2 separate regions of the Mus musculus genome follow, and region 2 is linked to region 1. The links are chromatin loops, found by intact Hi-C in ENCODE. Cell type or tissue: heart. All regions are shown on one strand. Links, peaks and the distances in the headings refer to the core of each region. The heading gives the core; the rest is flanking DNA. Region 1 holds the start of Ptpn23 (protein tyrosine phosphatase, non-receptor type 23). Region 2 holds the start of Scap (SREBF chaperone).

Region 1 (15,487 bases), core at 4,357-6,856:
ATTAAAGGCTGCGCCACCACGCCCGGCATAATCCATCCTCTTTTTAGGTGTAAGGAAAAAGCCTTTCTCCCAAGCTTCAAGAACCTGGATGATGACCGGACGTGGTGGCGCGAAACCCTGTCTCGAAAAACCAAAAAAAAAAAAAAAAAAAAAAGAACCTGGATGATGGCTTGGAAAGGAAGCAATGCAAGGTGGGTGTCCCTGCCCCGGCTCCTGCCCGGGTCCCTGCCCCGGTCCCTGCCCCAGATCCTGCCCTAGCTCCTGCCCCCGCCCTGGCCCCCGCCCTAGCCCCCGGCCCTGCCTCAGCCTTGCTCCAGCTCTTGCCCCAACTCCAGCCCCGACTCCGGCCCCAGCCCCGGCCCCTGTTCTGCTTTGCCAAGTCTGAGACTAAGAGAGTCAGGACAGTCTAACTTTGTCCTCACCCCGCCCCGCCCCCTTTCTTCTCCTGTGCCTGGGCTCTCACAATCTTAGGATGTTTTGGGAGAACACTTTCCTCTTCTCTGCCTCATTCCCTGCTCTGTAAAGATTCAGGATTTTGAGCCAAGGGAGGCATCAGGGAGAAAACACAAAGCTTCCTGTTTGGGGTGGTTTGGAACATTTCCAGAGCTCACAGACAAGTAGGAAGAGAATTCTGGGCCAAGGAATCCTTGTGCCAATTTGATCTGTGAGGTGGTGGTGCATGCCTTTTGATTACAGCTCTCGAGAGGCAGAAGCAGGTGGATCTCTGTGAGTTTGAGGCCAGCTTGGTCTACAGAGCAAGTTCTAGGACAGCCAGAGCGACACAGAGACATTGTCGCCATAACAAACAAACAAACAAACAAACGTAAACAAGTTTAATTTAGCTGTACAGTGAAAGTAACTCTTTTAAAAAAAGATTTATTTATGTATATGAGTACACTGTAGCTGTACTGATGGTTGTGAGCCACTATGTGGTTGCTGGGATTTGAATTCAGGAGAGCAGTCAGTGCTCTTAACTGCTGAGCCATCTCTCCAGCCCAAAGTAACTCATTCTTGACAAGGACTGTTGTTATTAACTGGATCATAGTCACCAATCTGAAATGGCTTTTCAGTGTAGTTTGGTTTGCATTTCTCTGGTTACTGATGAGATGGGTCATCTTTCACATATTTTTGACTGTCCACATAAGTTTCTATCCACATTGTATATATTCTCTCTCTCTCTTTCTCTCTCTCTCTCTCTCTCTGTGTGTGTGTGTGTCTGTGCCTCTCTCTCTGTGTTTCCCTTCCTTTTCCTCCACCTCTTTCTCTTCCTCTTCTCCTAACAACAGTTTCTTTTGAGATAGGGTTTCCTAAGTAGCCCAAGCTGGCCTCAAACCTCAGCCTTCCAAATGATGAGTCTCTGCTTTGTGTCATATCTTGGGCTCATTTTTTTAAAATGTCGTCTTTCTTTCTTTCTTTCTTTCTTTTTTTTTTTTTTTTTTTTTTTTGAGACAGGGTTTCTCTGTATAGCCCTGGCTGTCCTGGAACTCACTTTGTAGACCAGGCTGGCCTCGAACTCAGAAATCCGCCTGCCTCTGCCTCTCGAGTTCTGGGATTAAAGGTGTGCGCCACCACTGCCCGGCAAATGTCGTCTTTCTTGAGGGCAGAGATGTTCACCTGTTTCGTTCAACAGCACCTAAAACATTTTGTGGGATCCTGGTGTGTGTGTGTGGGGGGGGGGGCAAGTAAAGTAGGCTGAATAAATGACCCACCTCCATCCTGGACTCTTACATTCACTTGCTGGGGGCAGTTTGGGTGGTCAACTCCCAAAACCCAGACACAAGTTTCCACATTGGTAACAGGAGGAAGGCTTTCAGTGTGTCTTTAAGGGGCCATGCAGCTTACTGGAAGGAAAGGTCCTGAGAGGACAAGCTGACCTGGCTTAATGTGGTGTTTGCTGCCCCCTGGTGATGGGACTGACTCTTCCCTTGAACCATGGGAGCCTATGTTACCTCTAACTTCCTGCTTTGCTGGGGAAATGGGTAAGTGGGAGGGGAGGATGAGATGGGGCATCCCTTCTACCCCTTCACCTTCCCCGGCCCATCCCACCACCGGCATCAGCATTTGACATCTATGATGGATCTTTTGCTCTCTGACACTTTCATACCAATTACTGTAACTGAGCGTTGAGCTCAGGGCTTCACGTTTGCTAGGGAAGTATGCTACACTTGGGCCTCGTTCCCAGCCTTAAATTCCTGCTAGCTGGCTCATCTAGTCTATTGTACTCTGTTATAGCAACTGTATAGATACCCCAGAACTCACATCTGTGTTTGCAGTAATTTGACTTGAGAAGTACCATTTGGGGCTGGGAATGAATCCACTGGGAATTTATCCATTCTACAGAGGAGAGGGGGGCTAGAGATGGGGCTCAGTGGTGAGAGTGCTTGCCTAACACACAACACACTAGGTTCAAGCTCTGGCACTGCCAAATAAGTAGTGAGGCTCAGGGGAGGGCAGCCAATAGGGATAGGATGCTCAAGATGCAGAGGCGGCTACTTGGCTGTTCTGAATCCTAGAGCTTTCCCTGCAGTGCCACCCTCTGGAATGCCCCTTTGTTACATGGTCTGTCTACAAGAATTAAGACTTCCAAAAAAGAAGAAAAAGAAGAAGAAGGAGGAGGAGGAGGAGGAGGAGGAGAAGAAGAAGAAAGAAGAAAGAAAGAAGAAGAAGAAGAAGAAGAAGAAGAAGAAGAAGAAGAAGAAGAAGAAGAAGAAGAAGAAGAAGGAAGAAGAAGAAGAAGAAGAAGAAGAAGAAGAAGAAGAAGAAAGAAGAAGAAAGAAGAAGAAGAAAGAAGAAGAAGAAGAAGAAGAAGAAGAAGAAAGAAGAAGAAAGAAGAAGAAGAAGAAAGAAAAGTAAAAAAATTAAAGAAAGAACAACAAAAACAAAAACAAAAACAAAAAAAACCCACAAAACAACAAAAAACAAAAACCAAGACTTCCTACTACCCCCTACCCCCTCCCTGTTCTAGCTCACATTGATCCCTTCCTGGCCTCATTTTTGGGATCTAAGCTGTTGCTTCTCTTTGCTCAGCAGGGCTTCCCCTCAGCTGGGACTCACCTGTTGTTCCTGAGTTTTGCAGAAATGGTGTCTGTAATGTTGGTATAGGGGCAGGTTCTAAAGAAGCCCAAGCTGGCCTGGAACTTAATACATAGTCTAGGTGGGGCTTGCCTTCTCACTTGGGGGTCACTTCTCACATGCTGTGATTAAATGAGTGTGCTACCCCCCCCCCCCCCCCGGATAGCTTAGTGAAAGATCTTGTGCGCGCGCACACACACCTTAGTCTTGCAGTAAAGCATATCTAATGTAATCCTTACAATTTTAACCATTTGAAGGCGACAGCTTTTAGGTACACTAGCTATTGTACCACCCCTCCCCCCACCATCCATCTTCAGAGGGTTATAATTCATAATGAAACTCTTCCCACAAACAACTCCTTTTGTTCTCAAATCAATTGCCGTGACAAAAATACCTCAAAATTAAAAGGCATTTTGCCTCATAGCTTCAAGGGTTATCGTAGGGAGGACCTTGATGGCCGAGTTCGCCTCAGAGCATCCAGAAAGCAGAGACACAGAACGGACAGCTGCACTAGCTGGCTTCCGACTCTCAAAAATTAGCTTTATCGTGTCTCTGCATAATGAATTGGGGGGGGGGCACACACAGGCCGTGGTGTACAACTCTGTCCAGCCAGTTTTCAATCCTCCTATCTTTAGGTTGATTCCCAAGATTGTTCCCGTGTTTGTGTGGCAACACCTTAGCTTCCAAATCATCCCCCCAGCTTAACATACTCTTTAAACTTCATTTTTTTGTGTTTTGTTTTGTTTTTTTAAAGACAAGGTTTCTCTGTGTAGCCCTGGCTGTCCTGGAACTCACTCTGTAGACCAGGCTGGCCTCGAACTCAGAAATCCACCTGCCTCTGCCTCCCAAGTGCTGGGATTAAAGGCATGCGCCACCACCGCCTGGCTAAACTTCATTTTAAAAATTATTGTATGTGTATAGGAGTTTTGCTTGGCACATATGTATGTCTGTGTACCACATGTGTGCAGTGCCCACAGAACCCAGAAGAAGACTAAAGGTCTGGAACTGGAGTTATAGACTGCTGGGAACTGCCATGTAGATGCTGAAAATCAAAGCCAGGTCCTCTGGAAGAGCAGCCAGTGTTCTTAACAACCAACCCACCTCTCTAGACCCTAACATACTTTTAGTATGGAAATGTCTGTTACTTCTACAAAGAGGACGTGGGCCCTACCTGGGTCGGGGAAACCCGTCTTGTGAATCCAGAGTCTTTATTCTCGGGCTCTACATTGCCTCTAAATGCATCTGTCCTCATCTTCACACAAACTAGACCTGAAGTCTTGCGCTCCCTTCTACATGTTCCTCCCAATTTCCTCATGTCAGGTAACAGCCTGTCAGCTATCCACCTAAACCAGGCAGAAACTTGGAAATCAACTTTGATCTCATTCCCTAACATGTACCCACCCCAACTTAGGATACTTTTTTTTCAAAATAGTTCTCAGATGTTCCTCAAAGTGCATTATCTACCCACTTTTTTTTTTAAAGCCTTTTTCACCCAAAGCCACAATCACCGGTCTCCTAGAAGACTACAAAAGGTCACTCACTACTTTCTCCGTTTCCTTATTTTTAAAATTTGTTTGAGACAACGTATTGTTATGTTGCCCAGTCCAGCCTTGAAATGACCTAGTCTCTTCCCTCAATCTCCGGGGTGTCTCCATTATTTATGTCTAAAATTTAACAATACACACAACACAGCTTTAAAATTCCTGTTTCACAGGTGTCTCCAGAGACAAATGCTCGTCGCTGTATAGTTCCTTCCAGAGTCGCAGTCTTCTTAGGTGTTAACTTGGCTGTTCAATGTATCCTACTAAAAATCAAGAACTCCTCAGGCTGCAGAGGGTGGTGGTGTGGAGCAGTGTTCCTGCCCCCTCAACCGCGGACAGAAGGAATCCCTTGGCACTTTTAGCCTGAGTTCCATCCCGCCATACAGTTTGCATAGCTCATGGCTGTCTTCACAACCCCTCTCCCTAACATCACACTAGTCGTTCTCTATGCAGCACTAGTCCCCATCCTTCACCGCTCTCAAGATTTGGGAATTACAAATTCATGGGTGAGTTTTTGAAGGGCCCCCCCGGGAGGAAGAAGAACGTTACGCAAACCAGAAAATCCCAGCAAAGCCTCAAGCTTAGTGGAGGAGATCACTATTCCCAGAAGCCCCTTCACCGTGGATTGGGTCGTCTCTCCACCCAAGACCCTTCGCGCGAGAAGACCGAGCATGCGCGAAGAGGTGTGCGCATGTGCAAAAAGACTACCGGGGTGGGGGGGCCGGACTGCACCTCCCAACAGGCTGCGGGGGGAGTGCGTCACTCCGCGTGACGAGCAGCTTCCGGCGTGGAGGGGCGGGGTTGCGCGCGCGGCTGAAGCAGCTGCTGGACCTGGGAGGGGAGCGGCCCTAGGGCCGCTAGGCGCTACCCGCGATGGAGGCCGTGCCCCGGATGCCCATGATCTGGCTGGACCTGAAGGAGGCCGGTGACTTTCACTTCCAGTCTGCGGTGAAGAAGGTGAGCACACCTTCGCCGCGCATCTCCGTCGTCTGCCCGCGCGTGACGCCCCCCCTGCGCGCCTGTCCCTCCCCGGGTTCCGTCACAGGTCGGGCCAGGCGTTTTCCCTTAGGATGGCCCACCCCTCCCCGGCCGGCACATCATCGTTTTCTCCGACTGGCAGTGCATCATTATGGGGACCCTCTTCCGGACTTCTGTCCCAGACCACCCGCGTTTCTACCGAGGTTCAGCGCTTCCTTGCGATGACGCTCCTGGACCCAGCTCTGCCCTGTTCCTCCATGTCCAGGGAGCCCCCGCGGGGAGCGATGGCGGTCCAGGGTCTACGGAGTCCATGCTAGGCCCGGGCCTTGGTGGCCTCCCAGTTCAAGACTGGACTAGGAAAGAATGTGTGTTTAAGACCGGAGCCCGAGTGGTCCATAGGAATGTCTGGCTCTTAGAGTGTGTGACTGAGTGTGTGTCTGTGTGCAGTTGGATGTCTGACCCTCCAATTCTCTATGGTCTCCTGACAAAATTTCTGTTCCAAAGTTCCTTTGAACCAAAAAGACAGTTTCTTGTTGATGATTAGAGGGCTTGAATCACGCTAGGGCTCTTGGCATCCTATGAGTCATTGTGCTGGCTAGAGCAGTCGTTTGGAGCTCACTGAGGCAAGGGGTTTCCGTGGTGAGATCAGGTGTGGTGATGTGGAACTGGGTAACCTCCGAGAGGGCCGTAGCAGCAGTGGGCAGGTGGGGAGCTGGGAGGAGTCTTGGGGATTTAGCACAGCAGCGGTTGGAGTAGACAGTCTAGAATCCTTTACCACTCCGTGGTATTTAGGGAAAGGAGGAGAAAGAAAATGGGTTTGGAAGTAGTTTCCGATGGACTTGCCTCCTGGATTCTCTTCATATCACCACTTCCTCTGATCAGGCCCTACTTGCTTGAGGATAGGGTGAGGTGCATTCAGGTGCCGGGTGTGTGGATGTGGTGGTGGTCCAAGCTGTGAGTATCAGACCCAGACAGAGCCTGGCACAAGAAGCTAGGCAGGTGCTCTTCCACAGAGATATATGCCCCCAGCCCAGACTCCTTTCCCCACCTGTAAGACCAGCGTAGTAAGCCAATTGATCTAAATTTACAGACTTTTGTTAATTCTTTACCATCTTCTCTTTTTTTGTTTGTTTGTTTGTTTGGCTGTCCTGGAACTCACTTTGTTTGAGGCCTCTCAGAGATCCGCCTGCCTCTGCCTCCCAAGTGCTGGGATTAAAGGCGTACACCACCACCGCCCACCACCTGGCTACCATCTTCTGTTTAATATTATGAGGTGAATTTTTCTAAAATGTATCAAAATTGAGGAAGATAAAGACATAGTATATTGGGCCCTGGTTATACAGAGTCTTACAGAGTAAAGCCAGTATTTTTAGTTTCCCATTCAGGATTCTCTCTGACATAGCCTAATTCTTTGATCTTTTGTCTCACTCCTGTTGTAATATGTTATATGTTTGATCTGTGTTTCTGTGATTTAGGTATTCTACATTCTGTTCATAATTATTACTTCTTCTTTCCTTAATAGGCTTTTCTCCATGTTGTACTTTTGATTGTGGAAATTATATTACCTCAGTGGTTGCTACCTCAGAACTGTTAATTTTGCTAGCTAGGAATCTTAGTGTAAATATCTGATATGCAGGCTATCTGATCTGCTACCCCAAAGGAGCTGAGGCCTACATGTTGAGAATCACTGGTCTACTTAAAAGAGCTCTCATGTTTGCCCCACAGAGAGGCAATAGGGCCATTCTGTAATCTCTGTGAATTGGTTCCATTCAACTTTCAAGGTCCAGCTGTATGTAGCTCTGACTTCCAAAAAGCTTAACTTAATCTGGATTAGTCTTTTCCTCTTCTGAATTTCCTTCCCTTCACCCTTTCTTTAACAACAGTTCCATGTGCTGTGTTTGATCTTTATGTGTGTGTGTGTGTGTGTGTGTGTGTGTGTGTATGTATGTGTGTCTGTGTCTGTGTCTGTGTCTGGGTGTGTGGGTTCAGGCATGGCAGTCCATTTGTGTGGAGGCCAGAGGTCAGCTTGCAGGAGTTAGTGTTCTCCTTCTGCTAGGCAGGTCCAGGGACTCAAACTCAGGTGGTTAGACCTGGCAGCAAGTGCCTTCCTCCCCTGACCCTGCTACTCTGGCCCTATATATATATTGGGTTTTGTTCGTTTTTCTCTTTTCAAGACAGGGACTCACTATGGAGCTTTGGCTATCCTGGAACTTACTATGTAGACTAGGCAGTCCTCAAATTCACAGGCCTGCCTTGGCCTCCTAAGTGTTGGTATTAAAGGTGTTCTCCGATACACTCTGCTCCTATATGTGCTGTGTTTTAACCCCATATTCAGTTGGGATACCAGAGGGGCCTCTCCATGTTCCTTTAGCCTAATACCCTCTACCTAGGAAAATGTTTCTCAAATGACTGACAGTCTAGAGCAGCGGTTCTCAAACTTCCTAATGCCGCCCCCTTAATACAGTTCCTCCTGTTGTGGTGACCCCCAGTCATAAAATTATTTTTGTTGTTACTTTATAACTAGTGTTGCTACTGGGTTTTTTTGTTTTGTTTTGTTTGGTTTGGTTTTTCGAGACAGGATTTCTCTGTATAGCCCTGGCTGTCCTGGAACTCACTCTGTAGACCAGGCTGGCCTCGAACTCAGAAATCCACCTGCCTCTGCCTCCCAAGTGCTGGGATTAAAGGTGTGTGCCACCACCGCCCTGCTAATGTTGCTACTGTTATGACTCATAAAGTAAATATCTGGTATGCAGATGATCCTAGGCAGCCCCCGTGAAAGACTCATTTAAATCTCCAAAGGGGCCATGAGCCACAGGTTGAGAACTACTGGTCTAGAGGGAATTTAAATTAGATTTAGATTATGTTGACCCTAAATACATGAAAAAAAAATCTTTGTCCAGGGCCTAGACAAATGGACAGTAGAAAATAAAACATCTCTCTTATGGAAGCCTGGAGTTTGATTCTCATGGCCCACATTGGTTGGCCAGTTCAAGACTGCTGGTAACTCCAATTTGGGTGTGTTTATGCGTGGGGGTGGGATGGGGTAGGGGGATGAGACTCCCTCTTCTGGCCTCCGAGGGCACCTGTATTCACATGCAAAACCCACATACGTTTTAATAATAATATCTCAGCCTAGTCAGATATGGTGGTTATATGTCTGCACTTGGGAAACAGGCAGGAAGATGGGATTCCTGGGCTGCATAGTGAGACCCTGTCTCAAAATAAGACATAATCTCAGTTCCCAAATCCCTAGGTTTTGGAGGGTGGGAACATTGGTTAAGACAGAGCGCTACAGAATTACAGGCAGTTATGGCCTCAAACTTGCTATATAGCAGAGGCTAAGCTTGAATTCCTGTTCCTCTTGCCTCAACCTCTCCATTGCTAGGAATACAAGCAAATGCCACCGCATCAGGCCTCCAGATTTCTGTTTGAATGTAACTTTTCTTTTTTAAAAAGATTTATTTATTTTGTGAGTACACTATAGCTGTGTTCAGACACTCCAGAAGAGGGCGTCGGATTTCATTACAGATGGTTGTGAGCCACCATGTGGTTACTGGGAATTGAACTCAGGACCTCTGGAAGAGAGGTCAGTGCTCTCAACTCTGATCCATCTCTCCAGCCCAAATTCTGGTCAAGAAAGACCCTGAGAGCACCTGTTCTCAATGAGAGGCGTTGCTCCAGAAATACAATTCATACTGGGCATGGCCACATATACCTTCAATCCCAGCACTTGGGAAGTAGAGGCAGGTGGGTCTCTGTGAGTTCAGGAGCAGCCTAGTCTACATAGTTCCAGGACAGCAAGAACTATATAGTAAGACCCTATCTGAAAAGGAAATACACACGAACATACGTTTCCCTGAACATTAGAAGAGATTCTGCAGAAGCCACTCTAAGAGCCTTGGAACTTACTCTTCCCTGACAATAGAGGCCTTGCCTTACTGTTTGCCTCTGGTCTGGTTGTCATTCTCTGTCCTCACTCTAAATGCAGAAACTACTGTTGACTTGGTGGAAGCTCAGGAGAGAAAGAGAGAGAGAGTAAAAATTGGTTCTGTTGACGGTTCAGCCATAGCAATACAGGCAGTCATTCCAAGGTTTTTGTTTTTTGTTTTTTGTTTTTTACTGGTGCGGAGTTTGAACCCAGGGTCTGCTAGGCATGCCTGACAAGGACTTTGTCGCTGAATTATATCCCTATAATACAGCCCCTTACCCCTTATCACAAAGATCCATTGTGTAGTAGGGGAAAGTTGAAAGTTAGGGCAGGGGCTGGTGAGATGGCTCAGTGGGTAAGAGCACCCGACTGCTCTTCCGAAGGTCCAGAGTTCAAATCCCAGCAACCACATGGTGGCTCACAACCATCTGTAACAAGATCTGACTCCCTCTTCTGGTGTGTCTGAAGACAGCTACAGTGTACTTACATGTAATAAATAAATAAATCTTTAAAAAAAAAAGAAAGTTAGGGCAGTTTAAAGAATAAAAATATCTGGGCCTGGAGAGATGGGTCAGCAGTTAAGAGCACTATCTGCTCTTCCAGAGGTCCTGGGTTCATTCCCCAGCAACCACATGGTGGCCCATAGCCATCTATAGTGGGATCTGATGCCCTCTTCTGGCATGCAGGTATACATGCAGCTAGAGCACTCATAGACATAAAATAAGTAAATAAATCTTAAAAAAAAAGAGAGAGAGAGAGAGAGAGCCGGACGTGGTGGCGCACGCCTTTAATCCCAGCACTTGGGAAGCAGAGGCAGGTGGATTTCTGAGTTTGAGGCCAGCCTGGTCTACAGAGTGAGTTCCAGGTCAGCCAGGCTACACAGAGAAACCCTGTCTCGAAAAACCAAAAGAGAGAGAGAGAGATTGAGAGAGAGACTAGAAATATCTACAAGGTACAGGAGCACCCATCTAAAGAGATTTGTGTTGGGCACTTGCATTGGACCCAAAAGATCCACACAGTACAGGGTTTTGGTTGTTGTTTGGTGGTGCTAGGGAGTGAACTCTGGGCCTGTGTACTCTCCCATGTCCAGCCCAGTGTAGGGTTATCTCAGTGACATTAGCTTTAGTTGTTGGCAGGAAGCCCTATAGTCAGTTAACTAACCTGTAAACATTTAACTACAGAGGTGTAACTGTTGACCGGTTGTTGATACCTTAACTAAGTTGTTTTCTGTGCTTTAGGGTAGGCTGCAGGTTCTGAAGCGGCTCTTTGGAAGAATGCCCTGTTCACAAATCAGTATGTCTTTGCTCAGATACATTTCATTAAATGTAAGCTTAGTTTTTCTGTTAACAGTATTGTTGTCATTCCCAATGGATGTGACTTCCCTTCCTTCATGTGAAATAGCAGTAAGAAGTATAAGCCGGTTTTGAACTGCAGTGCTAAACTAAGTTAGCACTTGGGCTCACATAAGCCCTTAGTGGACAAGCGCTGGCTTTGGGCTGTTTTGCATCACCTTTCTTTTCAGATCTAGGGATTGAACCCAGGGGTTCAAATGAGGCAAATCCTTCATCAGTGAGCTACATCATCCGTCCTATGCGCCATGTTACCCTTTTGGAGGCCCAGAGGACTGACTCACTGAAGGTGACTCTTGTGCTCTTTACCAGTGCATGATTTGGCCACACTTGTTAATATTAAAAGTCATTTCTTTGCTAAGCACCGATCCGTAAGCAGCTACGTTGGAGCAGAGGTCAGGCTCACGTAGCCTGAGGTGGTGTAGCCATCCATCCCTTGTTCTTTCGTTCTCCATGCAGACCTGGGAGCGTAGTGATTCTGAGAATCCCACCCTTGTTGAGCTTGCCTTTGATTGATACATTCTGGGCACCATGGGGCCTCCATTTGGTTTCTCCTCTCGCTCTGGCTGATCTCTAAATGTTCATTTCCCATCAGGCCTCTGGAAAGCTGTCTGCTGTCAGGCATATCAGCAGCTCGCTGCAGCCTGTCTCAGTAACTTCACTCCTCAGCCCTCTTCTGTAGGAGCTTTCCCACTTCCATGTCAACCGCTGCCCTGCTCAGGTCATTCTTGAGTTCCTGCTTCATGCTAAGCCATGCTTCCTCCGAGTCCCCCATCTGCTTAGCAGAGTCGGGTCCTTTGTCCTGTCAGTTGACTTGCTCTGAAGAAAGCGCATGCTCCTGCTTCTTCCTGCTGCTCACCTTGGCCACATCTGGTGTTTTGGCTTTGAGGAATTTTTGTCTCTTCTAGAATTCCCACAGGACAGGTAAATGAGAAGAACTGAAATGAAGCCTACTGGTCCCCTATGCTCACCAGTGGAGGACATGAAATATATAAAATACTGTCAGTTATCTGTGGTGTGGATCTGTTTATGTCTTATCACAGATGAGAAGACTCATTTGATCTGCCTGAACCTGTCTTTCTACTTCTGTTATAATACAGAATGGTCCCATTACAATAACCTGGATGGTTCATAGTCTTAATTTCAAACATCAGAAGCTTGTATACATTTCACTCAGGGTTTAGACCAGGTTCTTTTCTTAGAAAGTAATCAATTCTTTGGTGTGTGTATGTGTACATGTTTGTGTGTCTACAGGTTATACATTTATGTATATGTTGGCTGGAGGCCAACCTCAAGTATAGTTCCTAAGGAGCTGTCTACCTTAGTTTTTGAGATAGGGTCTCTCACTGGTACCTGGGGCTTGTGGAGGAGGTTAGCTGACTAGCAAACCCTGGGATCGCTATCATCTCTCTAGTGCTGCTGGGAGTACAGAGTTGGGGTGCTATGTACAGCTGTTCATGTGGGTGCTGGGAATTGATCTCAAGCCCTCATGTTTGCTGTGTGACAAGCACTTTCCCAACAGAACTGTCTCTACCTAGCTCCCTCATCCCCCACACCCTTTTTGTTTTTCAAGACAGGGTTTCTTTGTATAGCCTTGGCTGTCCTGGAACTCACTCTGTAGACCAGGCTGGCCTCGAACTCAGAAATCCGCCTGCCTCTACCTCCTGAGTGCTGGGATTAAAGGCGTGCGCCACCACTGCCTGGCCCTCCACACCCTTTCTAAGACAGAGAGTTGTAGTGCAAATGGAGTTTGCTATAGCCAAGGACGACCTTGATATCTGACCTTGTCCCCACCTCCTCGTGCTGGACTTCTGTAGGAGTAAGGCAGCTCTCCCAGCTGTGTGCAGCTGCCCTGTGAGTGTTGGCTGAATAACCAGTCTAGTGCTAGCACCCTCTGGGAGTTGTAGCTTACGTCTTCCTCACTCATGCTGTTCAGAAAAGACCAACCAGCTGCTCAAAAGGGATGAGGAAGGAGTCTGAGAATTATGTGTGGTCAGACTAGGATAGGCTTTAAAGAGTGTGCTCTCACGCCCATACCTTTGACCTGTAATTGTCAGACTTGAAGACATGACTGGGCTGAAAGCTTTACTTGGCAACACTCTGCCTTGTGAATAAAGTTTTGTTTATTTGAAATTCAGCAACTGATTGTGTATAAAATAGCAACATTGTATGTACGACTCAATTTTTTGTGCATTTTCTTAGTACAGCCCACAGAATGACCTAGATTTGATTCAGCTTTGGAAATGGAAATTTAAAAGGAAGAGACAGTGTATGTGATGCCCTGGACATACATGATGATTTGGGTGCACACATGTAGTCCTAGCCACACGGAGTGCTGGGGTGGGAGAATCATGTGGGCCTAGGAGTCAAAGCCCAGCCTAGACAACAGTGAGACGCTCAGTGTTTAAAAAGTTCCATGTGATGTCTTTAATGCTTTATTTGCTCATTGCTTTAATTAGTATGGCAAAATTTGAAGGCATTATATCAAATTAAGAGTAATGCAGAAAGTGAGCATGCTGATAGAAGAGACTGTGAGGTAGAGTACGGTTGGTGTCAGGAAGTCTGCCTCGGTCCTACTGCCCCCATTGTTAGTCACCGATCTTCCCTTTCTCTAACCTGCAAGCCATGGCATGACTCAGAATTCTTATTCCAGGGATCATTCTTGACATGGTTTTGTATCATTTGTTATAAGAAGAGAGCAACAGCTCAGAACAAGTGCAGCCTCTAGAAGCAGACAATGTTAAATGACCTTCAGCGGTACAAATGATCATATGCTAATTACACATCCCTTATCTGCTATACCAAATATTTTTGAGAAAGGGTATAGCTCTGGCTGGACTGAAACTTGTTATGTAGGCCAAGTTGGCCTCTAACTCAGAGGTCCATCTGCCTCTGCATCACTAGTGTTTGTACTACCATGACCAGCTGGGATATGGAATCTTATAATTTTGAAAAGATTAACATCTTATCACATGAGAAGAGCGTATGGTTCTGAGTCTTAGTACAGGTCTTGCCATATCATAAAGTGTATCTTCAGTTGAGCATCCTCTTTTTCTGTTTAGGATCTAGATTGAGTCTTTATGACAGATCTGTGAGGCAGGTGTAGCAGGTGATATTAACACCTTTTACATGTAAGAGCAATAAAAAAATCAGGCCCAGATCCACAACAAGCCATGCCTCTTGGATACAGCTCAGTTTACCCAATTTTGTTGGAAGGAAGGAAAAGAAAGGCAAGCTGAGCAAGTGAGGGGCATCTAGTCAGCAGTGTTCCTCTGTGGTCTTTGCTCTCAGTTCTGCCTCCAGGCGCCTGCCTGCGGTCAGACAGCTCATGGCCGTCCTCTCTTGCTTGCCACCTTTGTGTTCTGGGGATTGAACTTAGGTCGGCCAGGCTTTTACGGCAAGGACCTGATGTCACCCACTAAACCAGCTTTCTGTGCCTATTTTTAGTTGTTTTATTTCTTAAGACTTACTAAATTTCGTGTTTATGGTTGTTTTGTCTGTATGTATATCTGTGTACCACACGTGTGTCTGGTGGCTTTTGAGGTGAGAAGACATTGGATCCTCTGGAATTGGAGTAATAGACATTTCTGGGCCACCATGTAGTTAGTTGCTGGACGTTAAACCTAGGTCCCCAGGAAGGGTTTTCATACTTATTCCTATAATGGCTACACTAATTTATAGTCCCACCAGCACTGTATGGGAGAAACAGATCTCTCTCCATCCTGGGTGCTGGGATCACAAGTGTGAGCCGCCGTGGCTGCGTTATGAGGCACTCAGGATCAACCGCAGGCCTTCGTGGGAGACAGGGGAGCCCTTTACCAGCTGAGCCACTCCAGCCCTGCTCTTTGTTTGTTTGTTATTATTTAAATTAATTTTATATTAAGTTAATGTTTTATTTATGTGTACAACTATTTTGCCTGAATGTGTATCTCTGCACCACGTTTTGAGGGAAGGCCCGCAGAGGGTACTGGATCCCCTGGAATGGAAATTAGAGATGGTTGTGAGCTGCCCTGTGGGTGTGGGAATTGAACCCGTAACCTCTGGAAGATTAGCCTATTCTCTGAACTGCTGAGCTGTCTCTCCAGCCCTGGTGTTTTTGGTTGACGCCCCACTCCATGCTGGCTCATTTCTCGAACTCGTGATCTTCCTGCCTCTGCCTCCTTCAGCAAATCCTCCTGGCATGCGCCACCACTGCCGGCGCTGTCTCATTTCTCATCACGCTCCCTCTGGCTTTTCTTGAGTGGAGGAAAGTATGGAGCGCTTTTTTCATTGATGCGTTCCTTGTCAGGAGGGGCTGGTGGGTTTGTTCTCTTGCTCTTGTTTGGTGCCTTTAGCCTATTTGCAGCTTGAATTCCGGGTTATAGTTGAGACTCCAGCAGAGAGGACGCTTGAATGAAGTGTTTGCGCAGGGTGTAGCCTTCATTCTCACTGGACCAGAGGAAGAGGAGGCTGTCAGAATCATCAGCTGTGTGCCTCAGACTCAGAGCGGCTCTGCAGGGCATTCTGCTTACAGTTTTGTTTTGTTTTTTTCTCCCTCTAGTTTGTCCTGAAGAATTATGGAGAGAACCCAGAAGCCTACAACGAGGAACTAAAGAAGCTGGAATTACTCAGACAGGTAG
Region 2 (15,487 bases), core at 4,926-7,425, 75 kb after region 1:
TCTGTAAATAAATTTCTGCATTTTAAAAGCTAAAATTGTAAACTAATGAAGGAAGCTTTTCTGTGGGTGCGGCAGCCTCCTCCTGAGCTTCTGTGGCTGGATTTGCAGCTCTGGGCGCTTTTAGACACTGTCAGCACCCATTGCTGCCTGCAATCCCTCGAGGGAGAAGGTCACCACCGAGGCACCTTGTGTTCCCTGGGTGCACCTGGTACCTCTTTTGGACTAGGGTGGAAAGTCACTGCAGCTCTGGCCACCGAGCTAAACTAGTCCACCAGTACAAACAATTTCATCTTCAGGGAGGAAAAAAGTTATATTTTTGTTTTATTTTGCAAAGCAGCAATGCTCAGGGCAAGAAATTTAGCTTCTCTAAGCATCAAAACTAGGCAAATAAACTGGAGGAATTTTCAACAGACCAAGCTAACTGTACTGAAAATAGAAAGGAATTTCCTTTCATTTCAGCTAATGAATGAAGTGGATTTCAGGGACTCTGAAGCACAAGCACTAAAGAGGAGGATTTCCCACATTCTCGAGTCATGGCTGGGATGCACAGCAACACCTCCACTAAAGGAAGAACTAGTCATATTCATTGATTGTGATGGTTGTCGCAGCCAGATACATCATCTCCTCAATCAAGTAACAACACGCAAAAGGTCCCCTTTTATTCCTTTGTGACCTAGGCAAGAATAATTAGTAAGATGACTGAACTGATTCTAATTGTTTAAATGCTCACTTAAATGTGTATGTGTGTATCTGCATATGTGTATGAGGGCATGTATTCAGGTGCCCAAGGAGCAAAAGAGGTCCAGTGTCCAACGCCCTGTAATTGGAGTAGTTGTGATTGCCTGATGTGGATACTGAGTCCCAAACTCTGACCCTCTACAGGAGCAACAAGTGCTCTGAAGCACTGAGCGGTCTCTCCAGCTCCCAGAGAATCTATTTGAAAGCCAGAAAAACCATCCAGCTGGGTCCTTACGGGTGCCTCAGCCTCAGCTCATGCTAGCAGAAGCAAGGCCAGGGCCATCCCCCACCCCCACCCCCACCCGCCACATACCAACAGAATCAAGTCCACTAGCTAGAAACCTTTTGCCTGACTTCCTGCTGGTAATATGCTCTGACAGAAGACACCAAGGCTCTAAGACAACATGTATAGCCTAATCCCCAAAATGGAAGATGTGATGAGCCTTTGCTCTGTCATTACCACTTCAAGATTCCTTACTACAAGTGTTGTGTGGAAGGAACAGGTTCCACTCTAACCACAATGAATGCAAAAAGATGCCTCTGAGTGGAGAGTGACTCGGAAGAAAGACACCCTGGCGTTCCTTTTCTAGGGGCTGGAGTTCTCAAAACTCTCAGCACCACAGCTGCAGAGTACAGTGGCCCTTTCCAATAAGCCCAACACTCAGGAGGCACAGACATGCAGATCTCCGAGTTCAAGGCCAGCCTGGTCTACAGAGAGAGTTCCAGGACAGCTAGGCTACACAGAGAAATTCTGTATCAAAAAACTAAACAAAAGTCGGGCGTGGTGTTGCACGCTTTTAATCCCAGCACTTGGGAGGCAGAGGCAGGCGGATTTCTGAGTTCGAGGCCAACCTGGTCTACAAAGTGAGTTCCAGGACTCTGCCTCAAAAAACAAACAAACAAACAAACAAATAAACAAAAAAACAAAAAACAAAAAACAAAACAACAACAAAAAAAAAACCCAAAAGCCCCCTCAGGTCCTTTTAAAAAACACAGGACAGCCAAGAAAAAAAAAAAAAAAAGGGAGAAAATATCTGCAAATCATTTATATAGCAGAGAATTAACATCTAGAATATATAAAGAACTTTTATGACCCAACAAGAGAAATCAACACAATTGAAAGCCACACAAAGAGGGATACAGAGCTATACCAGTTGCTGAGTGTGTACTACTGAGTTCCCAGTGCTTATATTAGACAGCTTACAGACACCTGCCTGGAACTCCAGCTCCAGCTCCTAGCCTCCTTGAGCCTCTGCACTATGAGAACATACCCACATACAGACACAAACACCTTCATGTAGTTAAAAACAATATAAATAAACCTAGGGGGTGGAGACATGGGTCAGCAGTTGAGAGTGCTGGCTGCTCTTGCAGAGGACCAGGGGGCACTGCATGTATGTGGTACACAGACATACATGCAGGGAATATACCCACATACATAAAAACTCACACATTTTAGTGCCTAAAAGGGTTCCTGTAACCAATCTCCTATGGATACTGACAGACAACTGTATATCCAAATAGCACACAAAAAACACGCACTGAACTAAAAGTAAGAATTCAAAGACCAGGCTGGAGAGATGGCTCAGCGGTTAAGAGTACTGACAGCTCTTCCGAAGGCCCGGAGTTCAAGTCCCAGGAACCACATGGTGGCTCACAACCATCTGTAATGAGATCTGATGCCCTCTTCTGGGGTGTGTACATATAAATAAATAAATAAATCTAAAAAAAAAAATCCAAAGATCTATACACTTGAGTTCCTCCTAATTGTCAGCCTTTTGACTAACTGTGCACTCATGTTCCTGACGTCACCATTCCTAATAGCCAAAAGGTAGACATAGCTCCACTCTTCATTGAAAGGTAGATTTCTTTTAAAATGTAGCTATATAGCAGCATCCATTATCCCAGCACTTGGGAAGCAGAGGCAGGTGGATCTCTGAGCTCAAGGCCAGCCTGGTCTACGAGTTCCAGGACAGGCCTAGCTATAAATAGAAACTCTTGAAAAAAAAATGTGGCTATACAAACAAAATAATATAATTCGATCTGAGAAAGGAATGAAATGTAATAAACAATACATGAATGAACCTTCAAATCAAGGTGAAAGAAACCAGACTCAAAAGAAAGACCTGGGGCCGGAGGGAACGTTCAGCAGTTAAAGGTACCTGTTCTTGCAGACTGTCAGGTTTGGCTTCCAACACACACATGGTTGTTCACAACCATGCCTAATTCCAGTTCCAGGGCATCTGATAGCCTCTTCTGACCTCTGAGGGCACCAGGCATACATATGGTACACATACAAACATGCAAGCAAAACATTCATACACATTAAACAAAAGTGAAATAATCTAAAAAGCATAATTACAATTCTCCTCAGATGAGAGAACTTATCACAAGCAAGCTCACAGAAAAAAAGAGTACAACAGAGGTTGCCAGCAGTAGGCGGCACAGGAAATATGGACTGTTTAATGGGGACAGTTTCTGTGTACAATAATTAAGAAGTTCTGAAAATGGGTAATAATGACAGCTATACAACACTGTAAGTATATTTAATATCCCTGACTACTCTATTTAATCATTAAAATTGTACATTTTATTTTATATATTATTTTCCACAAATTTTAAAAAAAATTAAAAATTAGAAAAGTCTAACAAGCCAAGTGGGGAAGAGGAGAGAAAGAGAGCCGTGCCGTACTGAGATGTGCCATCTTGGACACAGGCTGCTTCCTCCACTCATACCACCTCCTCTTCCACCTCCCATTTGCTAAGAGAACAATAGAGAGACTATGAAGCCAGTGGGCACATCTGCAGGAAAACACGGACTGTTGTCGGGCAAACAAGTTCGCATACAGGCACAGCCCCTAACTGGCCAGTGAGAAAACTTGCCTGAAATTCACCCTATAGACTAACACTATCATCTCATCTGTTCATTACGGAACTTTAGATAAGCTGTGCCCAACAGCCAGAGCCTTGAAAAATTCCACAAATATTACCCACAAGGATCACTTTAGGTGGCTAAAGTCACCCGGATCTTGTTTCTTTAGCCAACTCAGAACAGTGGTAAGTTCCAGGGTCAGGAGCTCGTATGGCAGAATCCGGAAGACACAGTTTGAAGGCCTGATTCTCCATGCACACACTGGATGACCCTGGAAACTGGTTCCACGGGAAAGAGAATGAAAACCACACATGCGGTATTTGTCGCAGCCAACAGAAGGATACAGACTGTCAAAGTGAGCAAAGTGCACATGAATTCTAGGCTCGCCGAGATGAGTATCTGGAGTGATCCTGAACTGTGGCAACTCTAACCAACCACATTAACAAATACAAACGGACGGCAGGCATGGTCCCTTTCCCAACAGGACAGTTAAGCAGCTTACATATGGCCTCAGGCAAATCACAATTTTTATGGTTCTGTGTTCTAGCCACAAACTAAGAGTAAAGGTTTTGTGCCCATCTCAGGACAGTAATCTAAATGGGTGGTAGGGTTCCCAAACCGTGACTTTTAAAGCACATGGAAACATCTGGAGAGGTACTTCCCACCCGCCCCCCCCCCCCCACACACACAGTAACAAGAGAGTATTCAACAACAACGGAGTTTCAAGTAAGGGGAAGCCAGTTCTTGCTTTTCAACCTGACCAAAGAATGAGTGCCGAGCAGGAGCAGGAGCACACACATCTGCTATCCCACATATTCAGGAAACCGAGGCAGGAGGATGAAACTTTGTGGTCAGCCTGGGCAATGAAGCCCAACTCAAAATAAAAAGCCACAGGTGTTACTCAGTGGCAGACCAATGCCCTAGGCACACGTCCCCAAGTAACTTAATAATGAGTATAGGAATAATGTTTATACTTGTATTTCCTGTTGGTCGTTAAAAAAACAATACAAACAAAATATTTGCCAAGCAGAAACGCTGCAAATATATAAAAAGCCTTTAGATTTGAAATACATTAGCATATACTTCATAACATACAATCTTCACTTGAGCATCACACAGGTTACACCTAAAATGCATTCAGCACTAACTAGATACACTTGATCCTGACTCTAAGAAAAGCTTTAATGTTTAGCACACCTTGAGATGGCTGCACACTGCATAAGCAAACTCTACAAACGCACCCAAACGCATCATTAAAGACTGTTCCTATGTCGACTTCACAAGAATTACTACAAGATCATCATGAACTTATTTATTCATCGCTTCCGTCACCATAAGAGATAAATAAGCTAAACTAAGGAAGACTACCTCCAGGACCCCACTCCCACTCCCACCCCTCACCCGCCGCCACCTGTGGCTCACTGCCCTCCTCTTCATCGCCACCATCTGCACAACTTTCTGAGATGCAGTGTGGACCCGGGACTCGCTGCAGCTAGCGCTATCCCATTATAACCCTGATGCAACAAAACCACCTGGAAGTAAACATAAGCAACATAAGCGAGCAAAGTTTAGGTTTAAGCAACACATAAAACCAGAAACCGAGCACTCCCAGCAGAGAATCTACATGTTGCCTGGCTATCGGATCTTCGGAAAGAGGCAGGACTGAGTCACAGGGTCTAGCCCTCACCCAGACAACCCCAGACAACCCCAAAGCAGGATCCAGCGGCGAGCCTACCTGCCTGAGCTCACTCAGCCTGAACCCATCGCGACCCAGGCAGCTCGGCCCGGGCGGGGGCGCGGTCGGGAAGGGGGACGCGAGACCGTCCGGCCCCCAGCTCCAGACTGCGGTCTCCGGAGCCGCGCCTCGGGCTGCTGGACAGCGCCCACGCCCGCGCGCCCCTGCCCGGGCTCGCCCGCATCCCGGAACTCCCGGGCACGAGCGGCGCGAGGCCGGCGCCGGGGCCCAGCCGCACCGTGCAGACGCGCGCTGAGGTACCTGTGGCAGCGAGGCAGCTCCCGGGCGGCGGCGACCGAGCGGCGGAGAACGGCCTGCGCGCTCCTGGCCCGCGGTCCGGTGTTTGGAGCCCGCCCTCTCCCTCCCGGCCGCCCGGCGCCCGCGCAGCTCCCCGCCCCTTCACCTCTCAACTCCTACCTTTCCCCTCCCGCTCCGCCGCCCTCCACACGTGCTCCCGGCGGCGTGCGCATGCGTAGTCTGGCACTGCCAACGGCTCGGGTTCGCCCCCTGGTGGTCCCCTGCCACACAACTGCGAGAGGAAGTACTGGAGTTGCCTGTGGCCTGGAAAAAGGTGGCTAGTAGCACTTCAGAGTTTTGACAGCATCACTGTCCTGGGAAGTGATTGAGAACATGCACAAGAGCTCGTGTTCCATGCTTTATAGTGCCAAAGGATTAGAAGCGGGGCTGGGTGTATGGCTCAGTGGTAGAGAGCTTGCCTGAGACGCTAGGGGCCCTGGGTTTGATCCACAGCAGCATCAAAAAGAAAAACAAACCAGGGAATTAGAAGCAACTGAGCTAAATAGCAAGTGTATTCAGTTGATGAACTAGGTATAGGAGCCTCCAACACCAAGGATGTTAAATGAGCACTTATAATGAAAGCTAGTTCAAAACCAAGCTGGTGTTAGGATTCCATTTTTGTTAAAAATACAATGCATAGGGTAAAGTGGAAGATATATACTCAGTGTTTATTCCCACGTAGAGGAACTATGGGTGTCTGAGTCTCTTCCACCTTCTGAACTGCCACCAGTCGACTTGCACATGTAACGGATTATGCTGAGTGACTGCTCTGGTAAATGCTGAGTTAAGCATATGGTGTGTGTTCTCTCATTTGGCCTTGGGGAAAGTGAGGTTCCAGACACTCAGCAACAGCACCAACCCTGGTTGCTATGTTTCCATTTGTCCTCAGGCCTGCCTGTGGAGAGATCTCAACCACACTACCAATGTCTTGACTCTCTGAGTGTCACAGGTCAGAGTGGCCACCTGCCCCCATCTTGCTACCTTAAACATACTTCTTTCGTGTCACTCTTGCTCACCCCCAAGGCATACTAAGGTAGAACAGACCCTGTACCTGCCCTCAAGGGCACCAGTGGTGGGGGAAGAGAAAATATAAGTATAGTCACCGTGCAAAACAAATCAGAGGTGGCCACTTCAGCCTTTGGAATAGGGTTATTCTATAAAGCAGGTTTCTGGTAGAGATGTAACTCAGTTGATATACTGCTTGCCCAGCCTTGAATATGAGCCTTAACCCCCAGCAAACTGGCAGTGGTGGTGAAAGACTCCCCAGAGGAGCCTCTCGCTCAGGCCTCAGGATAATAGCAGACACCCAAGAACTCACGATAGACCAAGCTTGATGCAAACCACATGAGGCTTTATTCGGGGAAAGCCAGAGCTCTGGGGATGACTCATATCCCACGCAGGGTTAGAGGAGTCGACCTCGAGGGGAAAGAGGTCCCAGTTTTTATAGGCCCTCAGGGGGGAAAGGAGAAGGGGAGAGTGGGGGGATTTCCAGATCTAAACAATTCTCAAGAAATGGGTATGGGAGGGGTACAAGGAAAGAGTCTGGTGCAGGGGCAGCAACTCAGGATTGGCCCGGTTGTGGTTGCTGGGGAGATTTTCTGACTCTTTCTCAGCAACCAATATCACAAACACCTGGCAGTGGGCTTCATCAGTGGGCACACACATGGGTTCAAGGAATGGTCAAAACATTGGCAGACACACAAGTTCAAGGAGTGGCCAGAGCATTGTGCACCTCTATTTTTCTAAATCAGTGAAGCTAGTTCTGCTAACAGTGACATCTATCTTGCCAATTTCAGGGCTTCTGTGACCTTTTACATTCTGTTAGGATCTTTCAGTGGGTCACACCTATGTCAGCCCTTAGGAGATGCAGGCAGGAGGAACAGAAGTCCAAGGTTCCAATTTGAGGCCAGTCTGGTACATAAGTCTGGCCCCCACAAAGATAAGAAAATGCAGCCCACTGGTAGGGCCTAGCATCAAGGCCTTGAGCTCAAACCTCAGTAATAAAAATAAAATTTATTTTTTTACGTGGTGTATTTTGTTGCTCTGACTCTTGTTGATGGACATGGAAATGCAAACCAAATATACCCTTTGTTCCCCGAGTTGATTTAAAAAAAAAAAAAAGAAAAGATGTACTTTTTTTTTTAAAAGATTTACTTATTTATTATATGTAAGTACACTGTAGCTGTCTTCAGACACACCAGAAGAGGGTGTCAGATCTCATTACGGATGGTTGTGAGCCACCATGTGGTTGCTGGGACTTGAACACTGGACCTTTGGAAGAGCAGTCGGGTACTCTTACCCACTGAGCCATCACACCAGCCCAAGATGTACTTATTGTATTCTGTGTATGAGTGTTTCCTCTGCTGGTATGCGTTTGCACCATGAACATTCCTGGTTCCCTAAGGAGGGCTTCAACTCCCCCTAAAACTGGAGCTACAGACAGTTGTGAGCCACTGTGAAGTTGCTGGAAAGATCTCCGGTCCTCTGCTAGAGCAACGAGTGTCTTTAACTATGGAGCTATCTCTGTGGCCCCCACCTCAGCCCCAGGTTGACTTGGGTTCGTGTTTTATCGTAGCACAGAGCAGCAGACTAAAACACCAGAACTGGTGGCAAACGCTTGTGAGCCCAGCACTCAGAAGTCTGAAGCAGAACCTACGTGAGCTCATGGCAAGTTCCAGGGCTATATGTTCAAAGGCTACCTTGTCTTAAAAATTGAAGAAAACAAAAGATTGTTTTCTCTTTTCTTTTCTTTTCTTTTCTTTTCTTTTCTTTTCTTTTCTTTTCTTTTCTTTTCTTTGTTTTTAAATTAGAAGCAACAGTAGAAAGCAGGGTAGGGAAGCCCATGCTCCTCCCACTCCATCCTCAGGTCACTTCCTCCAAGCCTTATCCCTCAAGTACCACGTCCGCCCCCTCAGGAGCCTGGGAGTGAGCATCGCCTTCTCTGTCCCTGGTTTCTCCCGCTCTGACCGCCGTCTCTTTCCTTGTGAAGGTATGTAAGATCTTTCCAGTTTTATTTGCCTGGTGTCTGGTTTTGCTTTGGGTGCTCAACTTGAACCCAAGTCATCTGTTACAGGAATGCTCTGTGGCTGAGCCCCACTTAGCTTTTCAGGGCTGTTCATTTGCAGTTTTGGAAATCCAAGCCCAGGGCCTCAACTGTGAAGAATCGATTTTCTTTTGTTTGTTTGTTTTTATCAAAGGTAGCCTTGCCCTCCGAGGACTAATATTCCATAAGTTTCCCCACCTCGTGAAACTTTTATGTAGATAATTAAAATCTTTTAATCCTCTCCACCTGGTAAAACTTTTATTTTCACAACACACACACACACACACACACACACAAAGAGACAGACAGACAGACAGACAGACACACACACACACACAAGTTCTTGAATGTGATAGCCTAGAACAGAGAACTCTTCCCCCTTTTTCTTAATTTCTTTTACACGTATTCTTTTAAAACCTAGTTAACCTCAAAAGACTCTGAGGTTGGACTCCCGCCAATGGGGAAAAGACAGTCACCACCTGCATTAAAATAAAGACTAGGCACACTTCCTGCCCTGGTACGCTCGCCTGCCCTGGTACGCTCGCCTGCCCTGGTACGCTCGCCTGCCCTGGTACGCTCGCCTGCCCTGGTACGCTCGCCAGCCCTGGCACTCGCCAGCCCTGGCACTCGCCAGCCCTGGTATGCTCGCCTGCCCTGGCACTCGCTAGCCCTGGTACTCGCCAGCCCTGGTATGCTCGCCTGCCCTGGCACTCGCCAGCCCTGGTACTCGCCAGCCCTGGTACTCGCCTGCCCATCCTTTTTTGTGAAAGAACTTGCCCTGTTGAGTTATTTTCCCTCTGTCTCTGTGTCTTTGTTCAACACCAAGTATTCTTGTTTCCACCACTCTGACTCCTAGAGAAGCGCTCTCCATCCTGAGCCACCTCTCCAGCACAGTCTATCAGACTTTCCGACTAAGCCTGTTATGTATGACCCTACAGGGTTAAGTGCTTTCTTTTACAACCAAGTTCCTGAAAAGACTAAGGTCCTAAACCCACTTCACAACAAAGTCACTTGGGGAAAAGATAAAGACAAACCAGATTTCCGCTGAACCCTGGGCCAGCAGGACCGTCTACTCTCCAGAGAGGAAATGGCTGTCACTCCCACACCTTGCCCTTTCCCCACCCAACCTTTTGAGGTATGTTGCCATGGCTAGCCTGGGACTCACCTTTACACCAGGCAGTCCAGGACAAGGAATCTAACAGGAGATACAAAGAAGCTTTTCTGCACAGCTGCTGACTGCTGCCCTAGGCCTTGGGTTTGGTATCTAGCACTGGGGGCAAAGTGGTTTTTCTTATGTTTGCCTGAGAAGTCAAGGTCAGGGACAGATGGGCCAGGCGATTAGTAACACAGGCAGGCTGGGCAGCCTCAGAGCCCAAAGCCTGAGGACAGACACAGGCAAGGGCTTCTGCACTAAGATTGCCTAGGAATGAGGGGAAAGGAGATTAGTGTGGAAGGGAGTGAACTCATATCCCCATACACTGACAACAGGGACTCCACACTTACTTGATCTGTATATATATATATATGTATATATTGTTATAGCTTTATAGATGATATAATTATATTTTAAGAGCACTTGCTGCTTCCACTTAAGCCATCTCTCTAGATCCTTTTGTTATTTTTAAAGATCTTATATTAGCCATATATAGAGTCATACAGTTTAATCCCAGAACTTCAAAGGCAGAGGCAGGCAGATCTCCAAATTGGAGAGACATGACCAACTCCATCTTGGGATCAGGCTCCATCTTAGAGAACCTGACCTAAGGTTGAACTCATTAACCATCAAGCCTGACCTATCACTGGTCTCCAGGTCACTCCCTAACAGCCACCAATCAGGAGGAAAGCAGAAGTTACAGTTGTACCTTGACTAGGTCCATGAGCCAGTCAATGGGGTCTGCAAGAAAGGGAGTGGGGACTGAGGGGGCAAGAGACTGGAAGAATGGAGACAACACAGGCTATCTGATCAAGTCTCCTTTATTGGAAGGCAACTATGGGTATATAATCACAGGCTGGGGAGTGCAGCTGGAGACACTTAACCACAAGTCCAGGGTGTATAGGGGAAAAACAAGATGTTATCAGAGTGTTCAGCTGTGGTGGGCTTCTTGCAAAAATATCTTAGGAAAACAAGTCTCTGGTCAGGGTGTAAGTGAATAGCCCGTGATGGCTGCTGAGGTGATAGCCACTTTCTGCTAAGTAGCTAAAGATATTTACTTATGAAAGTTTACTGTTTGGCTTCCAGCACCAGCCGATCATTTTAAAGGGCAAGTTCCATGATAGCTCCCCCCAACCAGATGTGTGCCAAGCTGAACACCCCCTCTCTTGTTTGCTTGCTTCTATACATGCTTGCTTGAAACTGGGCTCAGGGCTTCACCCTCCTGTCCTGCTGCATCAGTGACAGTGACGATGGAGTGGCCCAAGCTCTAGCTTGAATAAAGACCTGAATGAGATTGCATCGGAATCGGCTCCTTGGTGGTCTTTTGGGGCTCATGAAACAGGCACAACCGGAGGCCAGCCTAGTCTACATAGAGAGCTTCAGGCTAGCCTCTGTCAAAAAGCCAAGAAAAAAAGTATTACAATTTCAAAAAATAATTTTTGAACTCACTTTGTAGACCAGACTGGCCTCAAACTCAGAAATCCGCCTGCCTCTGCCTCCCAAGTGCTGGGATTAAAGGCGTACGCCACCACTGCCCAGCTTTAAATTTTTAAAAAAGGTTTATTTATTTTATGTATGAGTGCTCTATCTTCATGTACACCTGCATGCTGGAAGAGGGTATCAGATCACATTATAAATGGTTGTGAGCCACCATGTGATCACTGGGAATTAAAATCAGGACCTCTGGAAGAGCAGTCAGTGCTCTTAACTACTGAGCCATCTCTCCAGCCCAAAATTAAGTTATTTTACTTTATGCATATAGATGCTTTACCTCCATGTACACTTTGTGCATACATGATGTGCCAGAAGTTAGAAGAGGGCGTTGGATCCCTTGCTCCTAGGATGTTGTGATGGTTATGAGTACCACGTGGAAGCTAGGAAATGAACCTGGGTCCTCTGGAAGAGCAGTATTTCTATTTGTTTATTTTTACAGTTCTGTTGATTCAACCTAGGCCCTCACAAATGCTAGGCAGCACTCTACCAAGGAGCTATATCACTAGATAGCTATAGAATATGAATGGCCTTGAATTTACAGTGATTCTCCTGCCTCTTCTGACTGAGTGCTGGAATTATAGGCTGGACATTATTGTATTGTATCCTTGGTATGTGACAGATGGTGAAAGCCTCCTAGAAAATGCAGACACTGGATGAACACCAATGTGGCATTGAAAGTTTGAATATTTTTAAGTGACTGTAACAGTAATTACACTGACTGCCACTTACTGGAATCCAGGCGTTTTATTGTGTCCATGTTCTGGTTTAATTTCTTTCAAAAGCCTCAGAGTGCAGTGTCCATTATGTCCTGGGTCTTGACTTGTCGTTTGAGATTTCCTGAGGTTAAATAGATTCCCTCAGCCACAGAGCTGTAGCTTGTATCGGAACCAGAATTGAAGCCAAGCAGCTGGTCCTGGGGCGGCCATTTTGCTTAATCATATTGCCAATTTTGATCACATTTTTCTTTTTGAAAGCCAGGCTCTCACGATATATTCCTTGTAGAACTCACTATGTAAAACAGGCTGGCCTTGAGCTCACAGATCTGTCTGCCCTTGCCTTCTGAGTGCTGGAATCTTGTGCATCCTACGTTCAGCTCATGTTCTCTTTAGGGCAGTGGTTCTCAACCTTCCTACTGCTGTGACCCTTTGATCCACTTCCTCATGTTGTGGTGACCCCCAACCATGAAATTACATTATAACTGTAATTTTGTTACTGTTATGAATCATAATGTAAATATCTAATATGCAACCACCCACAGGTTAAGAACCACTGCTTTAGGGTTAGGTACCTGCATTTGTTAGATAGACTTATTCTCTAACTTTGAAGATTGTTCTGAGATTAATTGAAATCAAATATAACACTAGGCACAGGGTAGAAATGTAACTACTGGGATTGCTAAACTTTTGATGACTTCCTGTTACATTTAGTAACCGTTGGCTTTTTGTTTGTTTTTTTGGTTTCTCTATGTAGCCCTGGCCATCCTGGAACTTGCTCTGGAGTCCAGGCTGGCCTTGAACTCAGAGACCTTAATGCTGGGATTAAAGGCATGCACCAGCATAGCCCGACTTCCTTTTAGTTTTTAAAAACTTGGATGTGTTTCTCCTGGGGACCAAGCTGAAGTCAGGTTGAACTTTGACTGAACTGTTATATGCAACGACTATAATCAGATTAGCTGGAACTTATTGGAAATGCATAAGCAATAAGATGGATCACCACTCATCATGATGCATGCCTACATTTCCAGCACGCAGGAGGCAGAGGCAAGATAGATGCCAGTTCAAGGCTAACCAGGGTTCAGTCAGTCTCAACCAACCAACCAACCAACCAATCAAGTGATCATTCAGCAACTAACTAACTAACCAACCACCAACCAACCAAACAAACAGATAAGCAAACAAGACAAATTCAAGTTTTTTAAAAATAGCTAATAATCTTCTATATGTCTCGATAGATCCAGTTTCAGACAAATGGAGCCAGGGCCTGGGAGATGCCACAGCAGGGAAGAGCTTGTATTGCTCTTTAGAGAACTTGAATTTGATCTACAGCACTCACACCTGGCTGTTTCATAACTAACTCCAGCTCCAGGGAATGGGATAGACATTCTCTTCAGATCTCAGCAGGCACATGCATTCATAGCCTTCTATAGACACACATGCATGCAGATAATTAAACACTTAAGAAAAATCTTTTTTTTTAATATTTATAAGCTGGGCGTGGTGGCACATGCCTTTAATCCCAGCACTTGGGAGGCAGAGGCAGAGGCAGAGGCAGAGGCAGAGGCAGAGGCAGAGGCAGAGGCAGAGGCAGAGGCAGAGGCAGAGGCAGAGGCAGAGGCAGAGGCAGAGGCAGAGGCAGAGGCAGAGGCAGAGGCAGAGGCAGAGGCAGAGGCAGAGGCAGAGGCAGAGGCAGAGGCAGAGGCAGAGGCAGAGGCAGAGGCAGGTAGATTTCTGAGTTCGAGGCCAGCCTGGTCTACAAAGTGAGTTCCAGGACAGCCAGGGCTATACAGAGAAACCCTGTCTCGAAAAAACAAAAATTAATTAATTAATTAATTAATTAATTAAAATACTGGGCCACTGAAATGGCTCAGCAGGTAAAGATATGTGTTTTCAAACCTGAAGACCTGAGTTAGATCTCTGAGATGCAGAGAAAAGAGAATCAACTGTGACAGGCTGTCACCTGACCTCCACATATATGCTATGGCACATATAAACACACACACACACACACACACACACACTCAAATAAGTAGAAATAAATTAGACGTAATAAAAATTTGTAATAAAATGAACCCATTAAATAGGAGCTTTTTAAATGAGGAAAGTAAGGGCTAGAGAGGTTAAATGAACCCCCATTTCCGATTCCCAGCCCCCAAATATGACTAATCCATTGTCTGTCTGTCTCTATAGATCATCTATTATCTCTATAGATCTGCTCTTTCTGGGCATTTCAAACAGATGGAATCAGGGGCTAGAGGGTACCTCACCAGTTAGGAGCTCGAGTTGCTCTCACAGGAGACCTGAGTTTTGTTCTGAGCATCCATCTCAGGCTGCTCACAACTGACTGTAACCTCTGCCCCAGGGGATGATTAAAGGACTCTCTTCTGGCTTTAGCAGACACCTGCACATGACACCCATGCGTACAGACAACTAGAAGATAAAATAAAATCTTTTGAGTTTTTATTTATTTGAGATTACAATATATGTTTTGGTTTTCTGACCCAGGGCTTCACTGTGTAGCTCTAGCTGGCCTGAAGCTCACTAGGTAGACCATGTCGGCCTAAAGCCAATAGATCTGCCTACCTCTGCCTCCCAAAGGCTTGCACCACCATGCCCAGCTTGAAATAAACTATTTTAAAGTAATAAAATATGCTACAGAGGTAGTTCAGTGGTTAAGAGCACTTGCTTGCTCTTGCACAGAACTCAGGTTTGGTCCATCCATGGCTTATAACCATCTGCACTTCCAGCTACAGGGATTCAATGCCCTCTTCTGCCTCTGCCAGCACTAGGCACTCACATTAAATCACATAGCTGAGATGCACATGACTTTAATTCCACCAATTGGGAGGCAGAGGCAGGTGGATCTCTGTGAGTTTGAGACCTGCCTGGTCTAAACAGAATCCCAGACAAGCAGCGGTGACATTATGAGACTCTGACAATAAATAAACAAATGAATGGATGGGATCAGAGCTGAGTGACATGAACCTGTTAGCCTGGCAGTCAAGAAGCTGGACACAGAATTTGAGACCAACATGGGCTACCTAGTGAACTCGAAGCCAGCCGTGACTCACTCCATGGAAAGAACCTGTCTCAAGACCAAAAGGAGGGCTGGTGAGATGGCTCAGCGGGTAAGAGCACTGACTGCTCTTCCAAAGGTTCTGTGTTCAAATCCCAGCAACCACATGGTGGCTCACAACCACATGTAATAAGATTTGATGCCCTCTTCTGGAGTGTCTGAAGACAGCTACAGTGTACTTATGTATAATAATATACATGCTGGATCGAGCAGAGGTCCTAAATTCAATTCCTAACAACCAGATGAAGGCTCACAACTATCTGTACAGCTACAGTGTATACTCATATACATAAAAATAAATAAATAAATCTAAAAAGAAGAAGATGATGAAGAAGAAGAAGAAGAAGTAGTAGTAGTAGTAGT

What was found. Hi-C counts contacts between places; a loop is a spot of excess contacts. Peaks named below come from ENCODE experiments on the same cell type or tissue, not always from the same donor. Only the 100,000 strongest peaks of a DNase experiment are listed, where the experiment ranks them.
Region 2: it touches region 1 in a loop (4-fold over the local background); 10 of 42 quality-filtered maps call a loop at or near these places.

Annotation. Positions count from the first base shown.
Region 1 is chr9:110,398,117-110,413,603 of GRCm38, reverse strand. Ptpn23 (protein tyrosine phosphatase, non-receptor type 23) reads left to right here and starts at 5,394. Exons shown (of 25, transcript NM_001081043.1): 1 at 5,394-5,570; 2 at 15,409-15,483. The coding sequence starts at 5,487. In heart, for the core only: no CTCF peak of the experiment used is centred there; a DNase peak (open chromatin) is centred at 5,373; H3K4me3 peaks cover 2,369 bases; H3K27ac peaks cover 2,147 bases.
Region 2 is chr9:110,323,625-110,339,111 of GRCm38, reverse strand. It overlaps Scap (SREBF chaperone), which reads right to left and starts at 5,756. Exons shown (of 23, transcript NM_001001144.3): 1 at 5,607-5,756. In heart, for the core only: a CTCF peak has its summit at 5,863 (motif pointing left); a DNase peak (open chromatin) is centred at 5,771; H3K4me3 peaks cover 1,201 bases; H3K27ac peaks cover 1,191 bases.